2 separate regions of the Homo sapiens genome follow, and region 1 is linked to region 2. Evidence: chromatin loops called from intact Hi-C (ENCODE). Cell type or tissue: GM12878. All regions are shown on one strand. Each heading gives the region's core, and the rest is flanking DNA. Links, peaks and the distances in the headings are about the cores only.

Region 1 (10,252 bases), core at 666-8,665, 81 kb before region 2:
TTAAGTGATAGATTCTTTTTTTTTTTTTTTTTTTTTTGAGACGGAGTCTCGCTCTGTTGCCCAGGCTGGAGTGCAGTGGCTCGATCGCAGCTCACCACAACCTTTGCCTCCCAGGTTCAAGAGATTCTCCTGCCTCAGCCTCCCGAGTAGCTGGGACTATAAGCATGCACCACCAAGCCTAGCTAATTTTTGTGTTTTTAGTAGAGATGGGGTTTCTCCATGTTGGTCAGGCTGGTCTCAAACTCCTGACCTCGTGATCCACCTGCCTTGGACTCCCAAAGTGCTGGGATTACAGGTGGGAGCCACCATGCCCAGCCTTAAGTGATCAATTCTATGGTATTTTGTTATAGCAGCCAGAACATACTAAGACACAGAATGTGTGAAGTTTTTCTTTTTTTTTTAAACTAAAATTGACTTCGAGTGTTCAACATCACTTTGGCTACAGGGTTATCTGTCTCTCCTCTATTGTCAATACATTGAACATTTAAAAAATAAGATTAATCAGTTGTTTTGATTTCTCAGGAATACTGCTAGTGAAAAGAAAAACTGTACTTTTAAAGAAATTAAGTGAATTAAATGATAGAATCAAAAAAATAAAAATTTACTCCTAACATGGAGAAGTAGCCTTTTCCCTACGCCAACCCACACCCTCCTTTACCTCCTCCACCACCAAATATGCACACACACACACACCCTTCTAGAATTGAGAAGACAATATACCATTAGAAAAAACAAGGTATTGGTTCTCCAAATTAGACTTTTAGCATGGCATTTTACTGAGCAAATGAGTATGCAATTCTCAGTTCTTCCTTGGCAGAAGAGGCATGCAACACCAGGACAGTCTCAGTTACCTGATTTGACACATGTGTATTCCACGGCTGAGGTCCCAGGGTTACAGGGTTGAGGAGTTAGAATGAAGAGGAGATCAAATATCTCAAGAGTTTCTCTTTTCTATTAAATGTCTTTGGAAATTTGCTGTTAAATATAGGCTGTGACCTTCACCCCCATAAAGGTCTCGATAAATGTCCTAGAGTTTATTTTTTAACTTTCATTCTCCCTATGACTGTTTAATTATCATCAATTATCAGTTCTCGTTGTTCCCTTGAACAATCCTTCTGTTTCTTAAAAAGAACTTTTACTGATAAGGTCAAAGGGTGCCACGTTTCAGTTTTCTGGCTGAGGGCTGTCACTCACTTGTTCCATTTTCTGCTGTTCATGTTCTACCTTGATCCAGGCTAGTATGTCAAGGAAGGGGCCATCTCAGCTTTTTCACATCTTGAGGTAACAGAGGCAGACTTAGCTGTGAGATTGATTCTCCAGTGATCTAGCCAGGCTACTACTGCTATAGAAGGAACACAGAGCTGTGTTTTTGAGGAGGAGATTTCAACTATGGACAGTGCTAATCTTTCTTCTCCTTTCGGAAGAAGGAATGTTCCTTTCCACTGTTAATATCACATCAGGTTGGAAAGACTTTCCTGTTCCAAGCCCCCACCTCTTACCTCCAGTGTGCAGATTCATTAATTATAGAATTGAATGTCCTCAGAGAAGGTAATATCAAGCTAAGAAAAGTCTGCCAACGTGTGTCAAAGGACATCACTCTACTTCAACATACAGCCTAGTACTTCACAAAGGCAATACAGGATATACCTTGCAGGAGTTTGTTGTAAAGGCTGAATAAGCTAATTCATGTAAGCACTCAGAACAATGTCTGGCATGAAGTGCTCAGCTATTATTATCATGATAATGATGGTGATTGAGGCAGCCTGGTGTTGCAGAAAGAATGGTGTTCGGAAGAGCAAGAGATTTGGGTTTCAGTCCTGATGCTTCTGCCCACTGTGTGGTATTGGACAAGTCACTCAAGCTCTGAGCCTCAAACTCCTGATCTGAAAAACAAGAATAATTTTACCTCCCATGCAGGTTTCTCAAGGGATGATAGAACCACATGTGATAAAGGTTTTTAGAGCCTTTCATGAGCCATGAAATGTGGTACAAATCATAAGGGTCACGGACTGCAAGCACATGAGGACAGAGACCACATATAGAATCTGGTCAGATATCTATTACAGAATAGGCACTCAACAATATGTGATTCACAGATCGAAGTATCCACAGTAGAATCACCATTATGGCTGTCATTATTTCCTCTCACTCAAATGTGTCCTTCCTTTACTAATATGTTTTCATTTATTCATTCAGGGCTGACATATATCTGCTAATATCGCAAAGGCTGTACCCATTGGTAAACAGTGACAACTCAAGCTTTTCCTTATTTGAACACTTGTTTCATATTTACTACTTGAACACAATACTCATAATGCCATGTGGCACATTTCAAAGCAATTTGAAGTAAACTTTCAAAACAATTTCCCATGTATTCTCTTATCTGATCCTCACTACAACTCTGTCAGGTAGGTATTTTATTATTACTCTTACTTTACAGGTGAGGGAACTGACGAAGAAAAGAAAAGAAAAAAGAAAAACTAAGCCCAACAGCAAAATGGGTCCTGATGGCCTGAAGAATAAAGTTGAAATCATTTCACAGTGTAGCATCACGGTCAAAAACACATTGTAAAACCACATTCCCTGGAATTCAAATTCTAACTCTGCCAGGCACTGAGAGATTAAAAAACTTGCCCAGGGTCTCAGTGCCTTGGTTTCCTTACCTATAATAAGGAGGTAATAATAGCACTTACCTCTAAGGTAGTTGAAAGAATTCAGTCAGTATACAAAAATCATTTAGAAAAGCCAAGCACTAAATGAATGAATATTAGTTATTATCATAATTTAGTCTGACATTCAGTATTGTCGGCAGTCTAAACTGAGCCTATCTTTTCAGATGCTTCTCCTCTGCCTTTGGATATATTCTCTTGTCCAGCCATCCTCATCCACAGAAGACCTAACACAATCATAGATGCTTGAGAAATGTTTGTTGAAAAATAAATGAAGGAGGCCAGGTGCGGTGGCTCACGCCTGTAATCCCAGCACTTTGGGAGGCCGAGGCAGGTGGACCATGAGGTCAGGAGATCGAGACTATCCTGACTAACACAGTGAAACCCCGTCTCTACTAAAAATATAAAAAATTAGCCAGGCGTGATGGCACATGCTTGTAGTCCCAGCTACCTGGGAGGTTGAGGCAGGAGAATCGCTTGAACCCAGGAGGCAGAGGTTGCAGTGAGCCGAGATTGTGCCACTGCACTCCGGTCTGGGCAACAGAGCGAGACTCTGTCTCAAAATAAATAAATAAATAAATAAATAAATAAATAAATAAATAAATAAATGAAAAAAGGCAAGAAGGAAGACAAGCCATGTTACACCTTTCTCACTTTTATGCCCTATTCCCTTCATCAAAGCCACTGCTGGCTTTTTAGTTTCTTCAAAGAGTGTATAGTATAATGACTTTTATAGTCAGCAAATCCAAGATGTTTTTTTGTGTCTGGTCTGACTTGCTTTTTCTGAATTACTTCTGCTTATCTATATATTGCCATCATAAAGGTTTCTTTTCCCCATCATAAACCACCTTTGAATATTTTGCAAGATAGTTTGTATACATTGCAATATGATGAGATGCCATTAAATTTATTTAATTTTTATTCTTGGTATATATCTATAAACAGAAATTATAGCACTGAAAGTATTTTTAGAAGTTTTCAAGCCTAGAAAAGAATTGCATTCCATCTCCCTGCAGGGTTGAGGGTGATTGTGCTTCTCAGCACTGAAAAACAAGGGCGGAAGAATAAAATTCCTGAACACTGTAATTTGCCTACTCCTTCTGCCAATTTTTTTTAATTTATAGCCTTGCAAAAACTGATTTTGATCAGATCCTTTAAGAAAACATTTATAAAATTTTCATTATTATCTCTTCTTCCTTAGTATAATCCCTGCCCTTTATGTAATACAGAACCAGTATGTCAATAAATAGTGTTATTAGTGTTTCAAAGTAAGATGAATGAGTATTCGATATTTTTGTACAGTGATTTTTAATAGCATGCTTGTATGTTTAACAAATGTTGTGTTTATAGATACAAAACCTGACTATCCATTTGAATTTTTAAATATTTGTATTCGGACTATCAGTGAGAAGCTTATGTTACCGCACTGTTTTCATAGTATCTCAGACCCAGGCCTAGGTTTTGGTTTGTGCCTCTGTTTTAGTTGGATATTACATTACCCCAGGAAGAAAATGTCTCTGTAGGTAGAAAGAAAGGGAGGAATTTCTATGTTTTATTCATTTCCTCTCCCATATATGAGATGGCATTAGTTTCTACTTTACTACCTCAAACAAATTTGGGTACATGCACAATACTCAAGACAGCATCCTAGGAATTAGTTGAAGGAAATCAATATAAAGTTTTTTTTTTCTTTTTTGGCGGGGAGCAGGGAGAGCTAGTATTTCTTATACCACAGCTCAGTAAAGTAAATATTCTTGCCCCAAGACTTGGACTTAAGACTTAAATCATAGTCACTATGTTCCCATTATTTCTAATTCTAATATATTTTATTTTATGGTTATTTTTCATACTTTTCAAGCCAAGCCCCAAGACTGGAGTCTTACTACCATCAAAAACATGGGAGTTTTGCCCACAGTAAAATTTTCAGCAAGGGGGGAATAATTTTTTTTTCTTTTTCCCTACTGTCTATGCTTTTTTTTTCATTCCTAAACCAAAATTTCAATGATAGAGCTACCCAATATTTTGTGCCTAGCTATTTTCCAAAATGGGACATATTTGATCCTATAAAAAGACATTCTATTTATTCAAAGTGCTTATTTTAAATGTTCCTTCATTCAAGGTGGTATTTTTCTCAGGCATCCTACAGAGAAATTAAGTAAAATTTAATCATGTTCCTATGGCAAAGGAGAAATTCTCCGCTGTTGGCAGAATTGAAATTGTGAGTGTAAAATCACTATTGTATGATGATTGGTGATTCCATTGTTCTCCAGTAGAGGGGTGGAAAAGTTCTTTTTCATAGTCACTTCGTTTATTGACTAGTTAACACAGTCATAAAATCCTTTGGCAAGGAACTGATTTTCTTCCTTTAAAAGTAATCAAGAATCTATGGTTTTAAGTGGGTAAGAGGGGAGGAGAAAGGGTCACTTCCTGGAGGCCTGTCTGGTTAAACTGGTTAGGCAGTCTAATTTTTCCAACAGTAACCAGAGTGTGAAGGTAATGAGGTATCATGGTTCAACGGTTCACGCCCATGGCAGAGAGAGTTTGGACTTTTTCTCATAAGCTCTGTGCATTATTTGCAGGATACATTCAGTCATCTGAATTCAATTGGAAGTTCAGGTCCCAAGTGTGGGAACTATCCTTATATATGAGGTGGGAGGTTTAAATGGAATTTTTCTAAAAAGTCAGTTTAAAATTGAATGTAATTTTTAATTTAAATAATATTTATCATCCCCAGAAGTGTAGCAGCTTCCTAAATTACAAAACAGAAGAATCACACTAAGAAACTCAAAGAGATCACATCACAAATTAAAAAACAAAAACAAACAAACAAAAAGAACCTCAAGAACAGAGACTCTTGAGTCTTGAGTTGAGAGCCACCTTTACAGGGCAGGTAAATGGCTACTGGAAGACAACAGAGCTAGAATTTCCACTCTTCCTTTCCATTAGTAGGTGCCAGTCTCCCATATACTCCTAACACAGACAATATGTGTAAAGGCTCATTCTTATGAGTTTTTAGTGTGTAACGGAGTGTTTTATTGTCTCATTCTTGTCAGTTCTTAGTGTGTAACAGAGGTAGCCTGTCTCTTCTGCCCACAGATCTCTCAAGGTGTACAAAAGTGCCCCATTTCCCCCCCATCCCACCCATATTTAAGATAAACAAGCTCCTTCTATAGCCCTTCGGGGGTCTACTTGTCATTAAGTGCTCTCTCCCCAGTGCTACTGGAGTTTGTCATCCAGGGTATGATGGTTCACAGGGGGCTTCCAGAAACCCAGATCAGAGTAGGATTCTGCTGTTATGTTGGGACAGCCAGAACTACTAATAGGTCTCCAAGAAGGGGTATAAAGATGGATTTTCTAATCAAGTTGCTCTAGGCATTCATAAGAGGACCTTCGATGCAGCCCTTTTCTGGAGTCAGTGATCCTAGAAACTCTGAAACTACTGACGATATCAGAATTAACTTAGGGATAGGACTCAAGTATTAGAAGTGTCCCACTACCCGAGCTCTGCCCGTCTTTCCCTTCTCTCCCCAACCCCTCCCCCTCTTTTCAATAACAACAAAAAAACAAAATTGACAAAAACTTTCAATTCTCCTCAGAATCCAGCTCCTCTCTTTCATTCCAACACAAAAGAGATCATGCTATTTCTCATCACCAATATTAGAACTTAAGGGCCCCTCAGGATGTACCCAGGCCATAGAACATCGAAGACCTGTACATTCTTTAGAAGAGCAAGAAGGATGCATGCCATTTCTTTTGGCCAATAACTCCCTTTTCATCTACCTCCTTTGATGCAAGATACTCAGGGAGACTTCTTGGTACGGAAATGAAAACAAAACTCTAGTTAAGGTCTCAGCAAGTCACCCTCCTAGCTTAAGTTTTTGAGAAGATGCATGTGACAGGGAAGGAGAGTTGCATCTGAAGAGAATCAAAATCCCCTCTTCCTTCAAAAAGGAAGAAAGGATAAAAGAAAGTGGAGAGGATAGATGGAGGGAGAAAGGGAAAGAAAAAGAGAAAGGAAGACAGAGAGGTAGAAAAAAGAAAAGAAAAAAGAAAGAAAAAAAGAAAAATAAAGAAGGGCTCTCAAGGGAGGAAAAAAGGAAAAGTGAAAAGAAGAATAAAATTTTAATTATGTGACAAAATATTTGAAAAAGCAACTCTCTAAGTTATTGACATTTTTATAGTGGTGATGTGATGGACAAGGCTTGTCATAAAACGTTAAGGTGACACTATAAGTTTCAAAATAATAAAAGGGTGCTCTTGCTGAAGCATGTGATAAGCCCCATACCCATGAGCTGTAAAAGAGTACATTAAACCTGGTCACCCTGCCCAGGCATTATAGGATTGCACACCCAGGACTGTTCTAGTGATGACGAGGTTGTTGAAACTCTGCCAGCTGACTTTTGAACATGGTGCCTGTGTAACCTAATTCCTTATTCATTAAACAGTCTGCTCCCTCACAAGCAGTTTGTGTGCCCATTATCTTGATGGGACCCATGCAGGATTGCCTCTGTCTTCACACTTGAGTTTGCAAGATCCCTGATGACAACATGGATTCCTACCACACAAGAAAACAAAGCAAATTTATTGAACTCCCAATTGAAAACAGTAGCAAATCAAGCTTGCTTAACCAAAATATTTCTCATAGAAGATTAGGTTATCATTTTTAGGGTGATGCTCATGAATATTAATTTCTCAACAAGGACTGACTAGGAATCCCCCAGTTCCCTAATGGAAATTAGCAATTCTCCAAACCAGCAGAAACTTATGTGGTCAACCATTTCAGTTTGCCAGGGACTAAGGGATCACCTAGGATGTGGGACTTTTAGTACTAAAACTGGGGAAGTCCCAGGCAAACCAGACAAGCTGGTCACCCCTAGGGAAACTCCCATTACTCACCATTCTCCTTTCGGCTTCCTCAGACTTGCAGCTCACAGGCTATCCTCAGAGTTCTCTAGGACTGAGCTTCTACTTTGATTTTCACAAACATCTATTTATGTAACCTGCCCCTCCACTGGACACAAGGGCGGAGAGATGTCTCAATCATTTTTATGTTCCAACCTCTGGCTTAGAAGAGCTTGCTGAACTGAGATAGCCAAACAACTGAGTTGATCTTCTGCTGAATGTCAACTGAATGGGGACTGTGATACCCTCAGGTAAGAACTGTATTTTCTGCACAGTGTACACACTCCCTGCCTCCCTAAATTAAACTTAGCTTGGAAAGGACTAGAATCTCTTTTAAAGCTTCACTTTCTCACATTAAACTATGTGGTTTTCTGAAGACTCTTTCATACACTGGCATAGAATGCAGTTCAGGAGTCAGACTAACCTAGATTCAAACCCAGGCTCCACAATTCACCATCTCTGTGACCTTAAACAAGTCATCTAACATCTCTGTACATTACTTTCCTCACATATGTCTTTCATCGTGCTGTTGGGAAGACCAAATGAGACACCTATATGTAGACTGCTTAGCTCTTAGCTTTATGGTAAGAACCAACATATGGTAGTTATCATTATTCTACTTGGAGTTTTCTTTCTAAGCACCAAGGGAGCAAAGATGAGACTAGTTGGAAAACAATACGTTTAATAAGATATCCCAAGTTTTTTTTTTTAAGCCCGGAGGCTCTACCATCATGTATTTTTTTTATTTTTTACACCAAACTTGCACTTTTATAATTATGATAATCTGTCTATGCCTATAATGAGCACAGTACTATAACCTAAGGCAAAAATCACCAGCAACTCTACTATGTACACGGCAGGGAAGGGGGAAAGCCTCATCTCCCCACCCTACCCCCCATTTTATTACTTAAACTTCCCATTATGTGAGCCATTTATTCAATTTTTACTGAACTTTTCACAAACCAGAAAGCCACTGGAGTTGGTCCAACCACTATAAAATTTTACTGCTCTTTGTTATTGCATAATAATTCCTAAGAGTTAACATTTTACTTTTCTTCTAAAATAAGGGATTTGCTTAAAGCAAGAAATCTCATTATTACTACTAATGATACTAAACCCAGTACATTATTGCTCTACTAAGAACTGATAAATTATCAGAACAAAGTTTAAAGTTTGTTCTTTATATTATAAGAGAAAATATTATATTTTCTCTTTCTCCTTCCCCTTCTCTTCTTCCTCCTCTTTCTCCTTATTTCTAATTACATATTTATGTTTATGTACCCAAGGAGTATGTCATTCTCTGAGGATGCAAATTGAAACAACACAGAAATAATACTTATTCAATCATAAGTGCTTAACGTGCTTTATAATGATGTCTCTTTCAAAATGCTCCGTTTAAGTCTGTTTATGAGATGCTGCCACAATAGGTATTTCTGATAAAATACCGCATATACATTCCCCAGAACAACACATCCTGCAAAAGCATGCACTAAAAATAATGCAGCTTATATAAAATAAAGAGTTAAGAGAAAACCACTCAACACTCATGCAATTTTGAGAATTCTGAGAAGGTGGTGGTAATGGTATAGTTTTTGAAGCCCCCTAAATAAATCTTTCTTCAAAATAAAAAGCAATTAAGATCCCAAAACATATACAACAAAATCAGATGACAAGATATCCTCTGAATTCCAAAATCCAAACAGGAGAAGACAAAATACCATATATATTCACAATCTTATGACAAAATGAAGTTTGTAAGAAATATATATATAGTATATAATTATATTTGCTGTGACAATATACCTATATTACAACTATAAAAATGGCAGAATGGGGACGCTATCAGAAAAGTAGAATAATCTTGATGATTATCTTATAGTTACTAAAATAAATCCAATTATTTTAATACTGATTAAATTGATGCAGAATACTAGCTAATATCAATATATCTCATAGAATGGACTCAATAGACAACAAAGGCAGGGGCAGAACAGGAATGGGTAATTTTTTTAATGTTAGCATAAAAATTAAAACAAAAGAGCAAGCCTTTATTAATACCAAAAATATATACTTTAAAAATAGAAGAAACAAATAAAATGAACCACCTAGAGAAAGACACATTCTTCAGTGAAAAAGGGAGAGCAGAGAAAATTGTGTAGTATGTGCAATATTTTAATTTAATTGTTTCTGACAACCTTGAGAACCAGGATTCTCAGGAACCAAAAAAAAAAGAAGACATAAGTGAAAGATAGAAGAAGTTAAATTTAAAAAACTTGTGCGCCTAAATTTGAACTGGAAGTGTCAGTAGGAATCATAATATAGCTTATCTTTTTAAAAGATATATTTCTTAAAATATGTATATTATGTGTATATGTATATATACATAAATGCATACACATACATACATACATGATATACATAGATCCATTAGCATTCCTATGTCTGGATTATAATTTCTAATACCATTCTCGAAAAACTAAAAGGACTGGGATAGAAAATATACAAGATGAGTCTGCAGCATCTTGTCAAACCGGATAGCAAGGAAACTATCATATACTACAAGGTTCATATCAGCAGGATGCAAGAGTCAACTTGAAGAAACTCCTGTTCCATTTCACAAAAACTGGGACAATTTGAGCGTTAATAATTTTACAAAAGGCAAAAAGTTTAACAAAAAATAT
Region 2 (10,252 bases), core at 825-8,824:
TGTTCTATCTCAACAAGAGTTATCCAGCTACCCACTATTTCTATTCTGTGTCTACACAGGTACTGATTGTCACACCCTGTAAAAAATTGGAGCCACCAAATTTCTTTCTTTTTTTTTTTTTTTTGAGATGGAGTCTCGCTCTGTCGCCCAGGCTGGAGTGCAGTGGCGTGATCTCGGCTCACTGCAAGCTCTGCCTCCCGGGTTCACGCCATTCTCCTGCCTCAGCCTCCTGAGTAGCTGGGACTACAGTGGAGCCACCAAATTTCATGACTGACTCCCTGTTCCAAGTTTTCCTGCCTCCAAGAATCTGACCTTTCATATCACACTCAGACACAGATGTGCACAGACCACTGGTGTGATCGGTAAACTTTCCTATTCCCTTTAAAGAATGGTGCACTTTGAACCTGGTCTATGCAAACCATCTATGCTAGTACGGTGAATTTTCAACCGTGTTTTATAATACAGTATATTGGAATGATTAAACCGGGTTCTCTGTAGTGCTTTCATAATAAATGATTTCAGTTCTTTAAGTTGAATCTCATTTCTGAGAGTTCACATTCATAATGGAAATCTATCATCTAAGAATTAATAGCAGCCTCATAGATGTCTCCAAAATTACTACAACTTACCCATTGGGATCTCCTAAAATAGGCATTCAGGTACCAGAAGTTGATCATGTAGGCATTCTGTGATGAGTTTAATTATGCCAAAGAATGCCTACATTTGTCTTAAATCTACTTTTAGAAACCAGTTGTCAAAACAGTCCACAATGTGTGGATCTGTGGGTGAACTCCATAAACAGGTGTCACTATATTTTTCTGTCTTGAAAAATACATCAAGTAGTGTCTGCTAGCTGCCAAACAAAAGATTACATAGAAATACTGATGGAGAAACAGGACCCATAAGACATCAGCTCATCCTTAGCTTGTGTGTTTAAAGTCAATCAGCTTTACAGAGTGTCCCATTTACATTCCTCATATCACAATGTCTATACTTCCTTGCAGAAAATTTCTTGTCAGGATTTAAAAGAGGCCATCGTTGATAAGATTAATGAGCTCCATCTAAGAAAATGAGCCATTACCATGTTTATCACCAATTTTTCCCCCAATAGCTATCTCTGTAATATATAATAAAACTCTGCAGACAAATTCTTCTACCCTCTTACCTTCTGCCTTTGTAAATTTGCCATGTAATAACAACATTTATTCATATAGAAGGCTGCTTAGAAAAGTATGTGTGGTGTCCTGAATGGCTGCCACATTTTATCTCAGCAGAGTTCCATTCTATGTTAGCAGGCAGAGCAGTCCTCTTTCATTGACAGTGTCAAAATAGATACATCCTCAAAGAGTTAAGACATCTGTGGTGCATGCTATTAGGGTTAACCTCAGGTTCAATCAGCTACTATAGTCCAAGAGGAAAATGGACTCCAAAGTAAGCTCCCAGATCCAACAGGGTATTCACCCCCTCATAAAAGGCTCCCAGATTAAGATCTGAAGAGGCTTTTATAAGCTGATCCCCAGGGTCCCTGGGAAAACAGTGTGAGTTCATCTACACAAGGTAATGGGTTATGACAACATAACAGAAGATAATACCAAAAAAAATACTTCTCCCAATATTATCTAACACCTGATTAGAAATGGTAAATAAAAGAAATATTTAAATGACTTCTATTTTGACAGTTAATAGACTTGCATTCTACATCCTCAGAAGAAACAAATTTCTTGGCTACGTTTTTGCACTAAAGTAGTTAAATCCGAAAGCCAATGTTTCTCTGAGATCTTATATATCATCAGTTGGGCTAAGATCAAATATCCTCTTATTCCCTCTCTTCAATTGTGTTCTGGATTGCAAAAAAGTTTAAGCTCCAAATGAAAAGGAATAGATAAGTATTTTGCAGCATAAAAATAAACTGCCTGTTAAGTATGATCTCTTAAGGAGTATAAAATTTCTATAAGCTGGTATACATGTTGCATGTGGCTCAAAGACTATCCTGCATTTTCCACCAGTCTGGTTTTTAACTGGCTGTTCCAAGGCCATAAACTCTCAGAGGGAAGCTCTCTGTAATTTGATATGGAATTTCATGATTTAGAGGCCCACGGCAGGAATGATGGAAAGGGAGTTTTCTCAACTCAAAGCTCCTATAGGGAGATCAAAGCTCATTATCTGAATCTTGGACTAGTTTATTTTACAAAGCCAGAAACTAGCATAAGCTTTGTTAACTCCTTCAATTTTATTCTTTGGGTGAAGAATTCTAAACACTTTCCAGAAAAGTATATTAAATGCCACTGGATGGAGGAAAAGAAAAGCTGAGTACATCCAATATGTTGGAGGACAAATAGTGGGAAATCAAAAGTTAGAAGATTAGCCTAGTTTTTCATAGAGACAATCCTTTAATCTTTCCCAGGAAATAAAAGGCTTCCAGTGAGGGGAAACAATGGACCTGAACAGCAGGAGTATTTGGGATGGGAGCCAGTGAGCAAGAGTCACTAACAGAGAGTGGTAATTTGGAATGAATTGCTGTTTTGTGTTGTGAAGCACCAGGACACAGCTGGTGTACTGGCTAACCTGAGGATTTGTAGTGACTGCATTGAAATGGTAATGAAGTTTTTATTTTATGATTGCAGATGTTTGTAGATTATTGTTATTAAGCTTATTAGAGTAACAGTACAAATATGAGATTTTTGTTTACTTGGTATCTTATTTATAAGAGCTTTGTTAAAGTCTTTTTAACCCAAGTCAAGAAAATAAAAGGCATGCAGTAACCAAAATGTGGTAAACCATCAGGCAATCCTTTGTGTGTGTGTGTGTGTGTGCGTGCGTGTGTGTGTGCGTGCGTGTGTGTGTATGTGTGTGTAGGGTTCTCCTACCTTTGAGGCAAATCTGAAAGTTTCCATGATTGTTGTGCCTTAAGTAATATTGTCAAGTGATCTGCTCAAAGGTAAAACACACAATCATTATATTAACAGTGTTTAATATCAGTGGTCTGGAGTTGGACTGCCTAGCCAACTATGCCATGTACAAACTGTGTAATGTTAGTTACTTGACTTCTTTATGTCTCAATTTCCTCCTGTGTAAAACTGGGGTTAAAAAAATGCTACCCCTTTCATAAAGTCATTCTGAAGATTCAATGAGATTATCTGAATAGAGCCTTGGCAATTAATGTTCACTCTTACCTAAAAGGGTCTTTAATGTGGAAGAAAGTTTACGCATTTTATTCAAAAGGCTTGACACAAAGAAATTCATTGCGAACTCTATTGTCTTGCAGACTGTTCTGCTTAATCAAGTAATCCGAAGTATACATACATGTTTTATGTGAATAACAAGTTTTAGAAGCAATGAAATAAATAATATTTAGTTGTTTTATTGTTAGGCATAGATGACCTCCTTTTAATAATTTAGAAACTGCTGAAGAACCTTGAAATCTCTCAAGAAATTGTCATCAGTGACTACCAAGTAGTATCATAAGATATACTGACAAAAGTGTTGGAGATTCCAGCTATAAAACTCCCAAATGATTTTGCTTTCATTATGGTTCTTTTCCTAGCTGGCCAGAAGGACACAATAAATACATAGGAAGAGAAATGAGCATTCACTGGGGAATTCAATTTGTAACTTGACAGAACAATTTCCTTAGGTTGAAAAATTCAAAATCCCCCAAAATAACCCATATGTAAAAATAAAGTCATTATCATTATACATTTCAAAATGAAAATAACTACTAGTTGGCCAATTAAAGTGAAACCTCTTTCATATTGACTACTCACCAGTTCCTTCCAGTGTTGTGATGCTGATGATTTAGTACCAATTTGAGAAACTAATGAAGAATCCTGTGATTCAATGAAATATATTTGGAGTCTACTCATAAATTTTCAATAAGTTGAAAACTACTAAAAATTTTCAAATAGGTATATATTTTCTGGAGTTTTCTAACAAAATTCAATAGAAATTGGTTCATAGTCAGTGGTTATAGAGTAATAGCTTAAGATATTTTAAGGGTTTATTTTAAGTACTATACTATAGAGTTTGTAAAATTATATGTTCACCTCAATGTATCCATAACCTATTTCATTAACCCAAGGTACCCACTTTGGGTTATGACTTCGGAAGTAATAAAAAAAAAACACATTGTGTAAATTATAAAGCACTAACTTGGAGTAGGGTGAATGTCAGGGAATTGGGAAGCCAATCAATTTAAATATCTCTAAATTCAAAAATGATTCACTTCAGAAAAGTTCCATTCTCTAGTAGGTATTTTTCCCAAGTGGAATTTGTAGATTTAAAAATGATGTAAGCCTGGAGCTGCCAAGGATCAACACATAAGGAAAGATTGTGTGAGAATGAAACTAACTCAGAGGAAAGCTGAGCCCAAGAGACTGAGGGAGACAGGCCCTGGTGACATCATTTGAGGCCTCAGAATTCAACCATGCCTGGGCTTCTTAGTTCTATGAGCCACTAAGCTCTCTTTATGGCCTTTGCCTGTCAGAGCTGGATTTCTGTTACTTAAAAACAGACAGAACCCTGACTTATACAGAGACTGTGGTCAGAAATTTTGAGGAAATGCTTCAAACTTTATCTCTCTTGCAAATTCTTATTGTGCACTAACTTATTAAAAGATCTGGGAAAATCCACTGGAAGGAAACTTGTTTATCTTTGTTGACCACTGTTTTCAGTCTTGGTTGATGATGGAACCTCCTTTCACCCAACACCTATGAACATATTTGGGAGTGGGATACTCATCTAGGGCATGGTGGAAAAAGAATTGTCAAAAAATATGTGCTGATCACTCTTGTTTGACTCCAGCAGCATTCCAGAAGAAGAAAGCCATTAAGTGAAGTAGTCTCCTATTTATCAGATGAGCAAGTCTAAATGAGTAGGGAGCTGAGGTTCATCCTCCTTTGCATCCTATATCCCCACTGCACAAGGGCAGGATGGTGGACATCTACCATCTCTTTAAATGGCAAATTCTAAGGTGCTTACGATAACTTGCCGGTCCTTCCCTCTGCCATGTTCTAATATGTCAGTGGTTTTTCCTGACTTCATTTCTCTCTTAGTCTGTTGGTGCTGCCATAACAAAATGTCTGATATTGGGTAATCTATAAGGAACATAATTTTTTTTCATGGACCCACAGCCTGGAAAGTCTAAAATCAAGGCACTGACAGGTTCAGTGTCTGGTGAGGGCCTGGTCTCTGCTTCCAAAATGGCACTTTGAACCCTGTTCTCACGTGGCAGAGCCCTCATGACCTAATCACCTACTAATGGCCTCACCCCTTAAGATTGTTGCATTGGAGATTAACTTTCAAACTGAATTTTGGAGGTGACACAAATACTCAAACTATAGCATGCTGCCCCTCATCCCCCAAAATTCATGTTATTCTCACATAAAAAATAAATTCATTCTATCCTAATAGCCCCAAAAGTCTTAACTCATTCCAGCATAAACTTTAAGTCTAAGTCTAACATCTAATCTAAATATCACCTAAATCATATATAGGTGAGATTCAAGGTATGACTCATCCTGAGATAAATTGTTCTCAAGCTGTGAACCTATGAAATCAAACAAGTTCTATGATTCCAAAATATAATGGTAGGACAGGTACAAAACAGATATTATTTCCATCTCTGAAGGGAGAAGTAAGAAAGAAGAAACGGGTAATAGGTCCCAAGTAAGTCTAACACCCAACAGGCAAATAACATTAAATCTTGAGGCCTGAAAACAACCTTCTTTGACCACATCCTGTGAGGCTTGTGTCCCCAAGACTCTAGGGGACTCCACCCCCATGGCTCTTCCGAGTGCAGCCTATGCAATAGCTCGCATATGTTTGAGTCAAATGCCTTCAGCTCTGCCAGGCTGAAACAGCATTCTGGAGGCTCTACCGTTTTAAGATCTCAGAGATCTTCAACAATAAGATTCCCCACTCCCATGACTCTGCTGGTCATGTTCCTAGCAGGACATCCTGTGAGGATTTGTCCCCAAGACTCTAGGGAACTCCACCCCCATGGCTCTTCTGAGTACAGCCAGAGTATCCCACTCCCAAATACGTTCATAGGTGTTGGGTGACAGGAGACCTCATCATCAACCAAGATTGAAAACTGTGGTCAACAAAGATAAACAAGTTTCCTTACAGTGGATTTTCCCAAATCTTTTAATAAGTTAGTGCACAATAAGAATCTGCAAAAGACAGATTCTAGTTTGTGCTACAGATAAATAGTTTGAAGGATTTCCCCAAAATTTCTGACCACATAAACAAATGATATAAAATTTACATAGTAATCTGATTTTTAAAGGAAGGGATTCTTTAATAATTTCTTATTTATTTTCGTTCTGAGAGTAAAAATCAGCATACTCATCACTTATATAATATAAATTTGAGAAGAGCTCTTCATGAATTCCCCATTCAATTATTTTATCTTTAAATAAAAGGTGAATCGTGTTAAGCATTTTAATCAACTCTTTGGAAAGCCATCATAAATACATTTCTCCGTTTATGAGTAACATGGAAAATAAGCGCTGACACAAGATAATCCTAAAGATTACTGCTATTCAATAGCCTTGTGTACTTCACTCTTTGGGTGTTTAATAAATACTTGCTGCTTGATTAACTTTAAGGAATAGAAAGATTCTCTCACTAGTGTGAACAAAAGAAGTGATTGTCACACACCCTGTGTTCTGCTTTTATTCCCTTTCATTTTTTTTTCTTATGTCTGCTAGAATAAGAAATAAAAAAAATAGAGAAGTTCATGTTTGGAAAAATATGAGTACTTAACATGGATATGAATAAATTATTACCAAACTGCATGTAGCATGAGTATATAACATTGAGTCAAAATTAATGTAACAGAACTTAAAACTGGTCAAAAATTCACTGTATCTCCTAGAATTTGGAGAATCGGTCAAATTTTACTAATATTTTGAACATGTAACCATATTTGAGTAATATTGCTTTCATTAGAAATTTTCTCTTTAACCTAAAATGCATGCTAAGTTTTTTCTGAACCCTTAAGCATGCTTCTATTATCTACAAGATAATTTTTACCCCACTTAATTCAGTCAATGGGTATTTATTAAATACCCCCTATCTGCCAGGTACTGTGTCTGCAATGAAAAAAACACACATGTCCCAGCCCTTATAAAACTTGTATACTGGTAAACAGTCTCAGATTGTATAATATAAACCATTGGCAAAATGGAGTTCTGCTTTCAGAAAAAAGTGTACTTTATAGCAAACTTGGCTAAAACACAAATATTCCAGTAAATAGGGCATAACTGCCTGTGCTGTTTTAGAGACACAATTCTGAAACCAAACACTGACTTTGAGTGAAGTAGAGCTTAGTTCAAATTCGGCTCTGCTCCTTTTTGGATTCATGACTCTATCTATAAAATCAGATTAATAACCCTAAATTCACAGGCATAATGTGAAAATTACATGGAATTTGTACAAGGAAGATTAAGTAGTAAGCCCCCCAAAAGTGACAGCTCTTGATACTGCTACTACTTCTGCTTATATCTTACTTTGTAAATCAGAAGTTTGAATTGAAACCAGAAAAACCTCAATGCTTGTAGAGGGCATGTCCTGGTACATTTACATATATCCGGAATTTTTTATTTAAATATCCTTGTTCATAAAGCCTTTCTAATTACAAAAGCCACTGTTTTTCCTTTTAACACTCTTTTATAGTCTTAGAATAGTGCAGTACTTTTCAAACTTAACAACTTCTGGACCTTAAATTGAAGAGTACTGCACTGTATATATTTGAACCAATGACTTTCAGTAAGTGTGAGTGTGTGTGTAAGTGTGTGAGGGTGGAAGACACTTCAGTGCTTCCTTCCCAGGATTATTAATGTGAATTAACTATTAACTGATCAGTAATAAAGATGATGCAGTGAGAGAGAGTCAAGTTGAAACTGGACTGACTTCCAAGGTTATATCCTAATATCAGTAATTGCTTTGTAACTCTTAGGAAAATCCCTAATTTGACTTATTTTCATTCACTTTAAAAACCATAATCAATTATAAGTTATATTTCAATCCATTCCAGTTGAGTTTTCTTTTCTTTTCTTTTTCTGAGACAGAGTCTTGCTCTGTCGCGTAGGCTGGAGTGCAGTGGTGCGATCTCTACTCACTGCAACCTCCGCCTCCCGGGTTCTCGAACTCCTGACCTCAAGTGATCTGCCTGCCTCTGCTTCCCTAAGTGCTGCAGTTGAGTTTTCTTACCACTTCTAAGTAACACACATAGAAACTTGCTTCTCCTTCACCAAATGTTTGAAGAGGACATTTAGAAACTGTTACTCCTTGATAGCAGTAGAAGGATCACTTCAAATTAGAGTTGGAGAGAGTCTGATTTACAGAATGACAGTCTTAAAGCATTTAAAATGAAGATTATTTGGCAATTACCTAGGAAAGATTAAATATGTAGTAATAGTTTTATTAGTGTTTGCATTACAGGATTTACTGCTGTTTGTGTATTTGGTCACATGTTCCTTTTTTCCAATCAAATATTTGTGTTTTAATATGACAAAAAGTGATCAATTATAAATTTGATTAAAATAAAATTTCTAAAATGAATTCTAACATTTCCTTCCTATGAATAAGTACTTGTTAAATCTTTAAAATCACATATAAAGACCTATTTCCAAACAATAGGATTTCTTTTTCCATTACATATGATGATACGCCTGGCCAGAGCAGCCACATGTCATTGTTTATTCATTTATGCGAGATTTACATTTCATAGATGTCCATGAGCCCTTTTATCCTTAAATAAACAGTTTTATAAAAAGATGTATTACTTGTAAGTCTATATCATGAAAAGAACTTTTTCCTTTTTTGATCTGGCCTCCTCCTACCCTCACTTCCGTCATTTAAAAAAAAAATTTAAAAAGAAAGGGTCAGAGGAAATAGCTGGGGTTGGAAGGAGCCTAAAAGAATAAAAAAGCAGTTTATCCAGCAGCTGGTGGTTGCTTATTTGACATAGAAGTGACCAGACTCTTTCTAGATGTTTTCCTCCCATACACGATCTATAAACTTATAAAAAACTTAGAATATATAACACTTATTATAGATAACACTTATAATAATAAATATAAGTACATGCTTTATATGTGACAGATATGATTACTGTCTATGAGGATCTCTCAGTGTTTTGCAGGTCTTTATTTTTTAAATAAATAATCTTTAAAAACATTCCTGCAAAAAGAGCATAAGTCAGATATCTCAATTTTTAAAGGCTAGCGTAAAAAGTAAACATGAAGAGGCTAAGTTAAGGAAAATGCTCATGAAGATTCAGCTCTGGCATAGAATGCTGGTGTGAGTGTGTGTGTGTCCATGTGCACATGCACGCACACGAATGTGTCTCCATTTCTGCCTTTGCTTCTCTATATCTTAGGGTTTTTCTGTTTCTATGTTTCTCTAACTGGATCTCCTCTCTTACTTGCTTTATCAATCAATCTTTGGCAAAGCTGATTTTCCTTTATCTTGTCTGGAACATATTAATTGTCCTATTACAGTTTATCTTATACAAGCCGTAAGTTTCAACCCTTGCCCTAAATCTTGGTGTCTGCTCCACTAAAATATGGCAAATGTGGATGAATACATGTGAAACAACACATTCGAGGATGCAAAATGCCCTGATACATGTGGAGAAGGGAGTTGGGGAAGCAATGCCTGATGAATAGGAGAGAGGGGTTGCAGATATGTGGTGGGTATTTTTATATGGAGAACGTGATCATAATCCTATAACTTCTACCATGACCAAGGTAAAGGTATGGTACTGCCCCCTTAACTCCTACACAGTCAACAAACCCCTCCTGGGCATAGATGGGAGGCAAAAACAAATGAGGCCATGCTCTACCCTCTTGAATTTACAATTTTTTAAATGTAAACATGCCCAATTGTAAAGTGAAATATGTTACAGTGAAGCACATGGTTTTTTTTTAAGAAGCTCTGGGAGTATGAAGGAAAGGCTGGTCATATTCATTCATATATGTAATTTATCTTCCCCCCCTTTAGGCTGCCTTAAAGTTCAGTTAAATCTGATATCATCTTTACAAAATTTCAGGCAAGGAAAGGCAACAAGGAAGATCATAAAATATAATTTGTGCTGAATTATTTTTATATCCTCAACTCTGACCCCCAACACCACCATTTGAAGGCTTCTTGTCCTGTTACTTAAGGACAATCTTAGGCTTGCTCCCCACGCCCCAAAACTCTCATTAGTAATTGTAATGGTAGACTGAGCCAAAAGTGTCATAGT

The links. A loop is a pair of places that touch in the nucleus more often than their neighbours do. Peaks named below come from ENCODE experiments on the same cell type or tissue, not always from the same donor. Only the 100,000 strongest peaks of a DNase experiment are listed, where the experiment ranks them.
Region 1: a loop joins it to region 2, with 3 times the contacts of the local background. A loop is called at or near these places in 6 of 110 quality-filtered maps.

What each region holds. Positions count from the first base shown.
Region 1 is chr12:89,957,644-89,967,895 of GRCh38, reverse strand. The region is part of intron 6 of LOC105369890 (a long non-coding RNA gene); the gene reads right to left. Among named protein-coding and RNA genes, the nearest start is that of LINC02399, 15 kb to the right of the region's middle. RefSeq lists enhancers at 1,435-1,975, 7,436-7,665. In GM12878, for the core only: a CTCF peak has its summit at 4,926; DNase peaks (open chromatin) are centred at 7,073 and 7,535; H3K4me3 peaks cover 925 bases; H3K27ac peaks cover 1,914 bases.
Region 2 is chr12:89,876,404-89,886,655 of GRCh38, reverse strand. No RefSeq gene overlaps it. Among named protein-coding and RNA genes, the nearest start is that of LINC02399, 66 kb to the left of the region's middle. RefSeq lists enhancers at 2,007-2,932, 5,768-5,837, 5,918-6,047. In GM12878, for the core only: no CTCF peak of the experiment used is centred there; DNase peaks (open chromatin) are centred at 3,763, 4,513, 4,714 and 5,755; H3K4me3 peaks cover 1,136 bases; H3K27ac peaks cover 4,813 bases.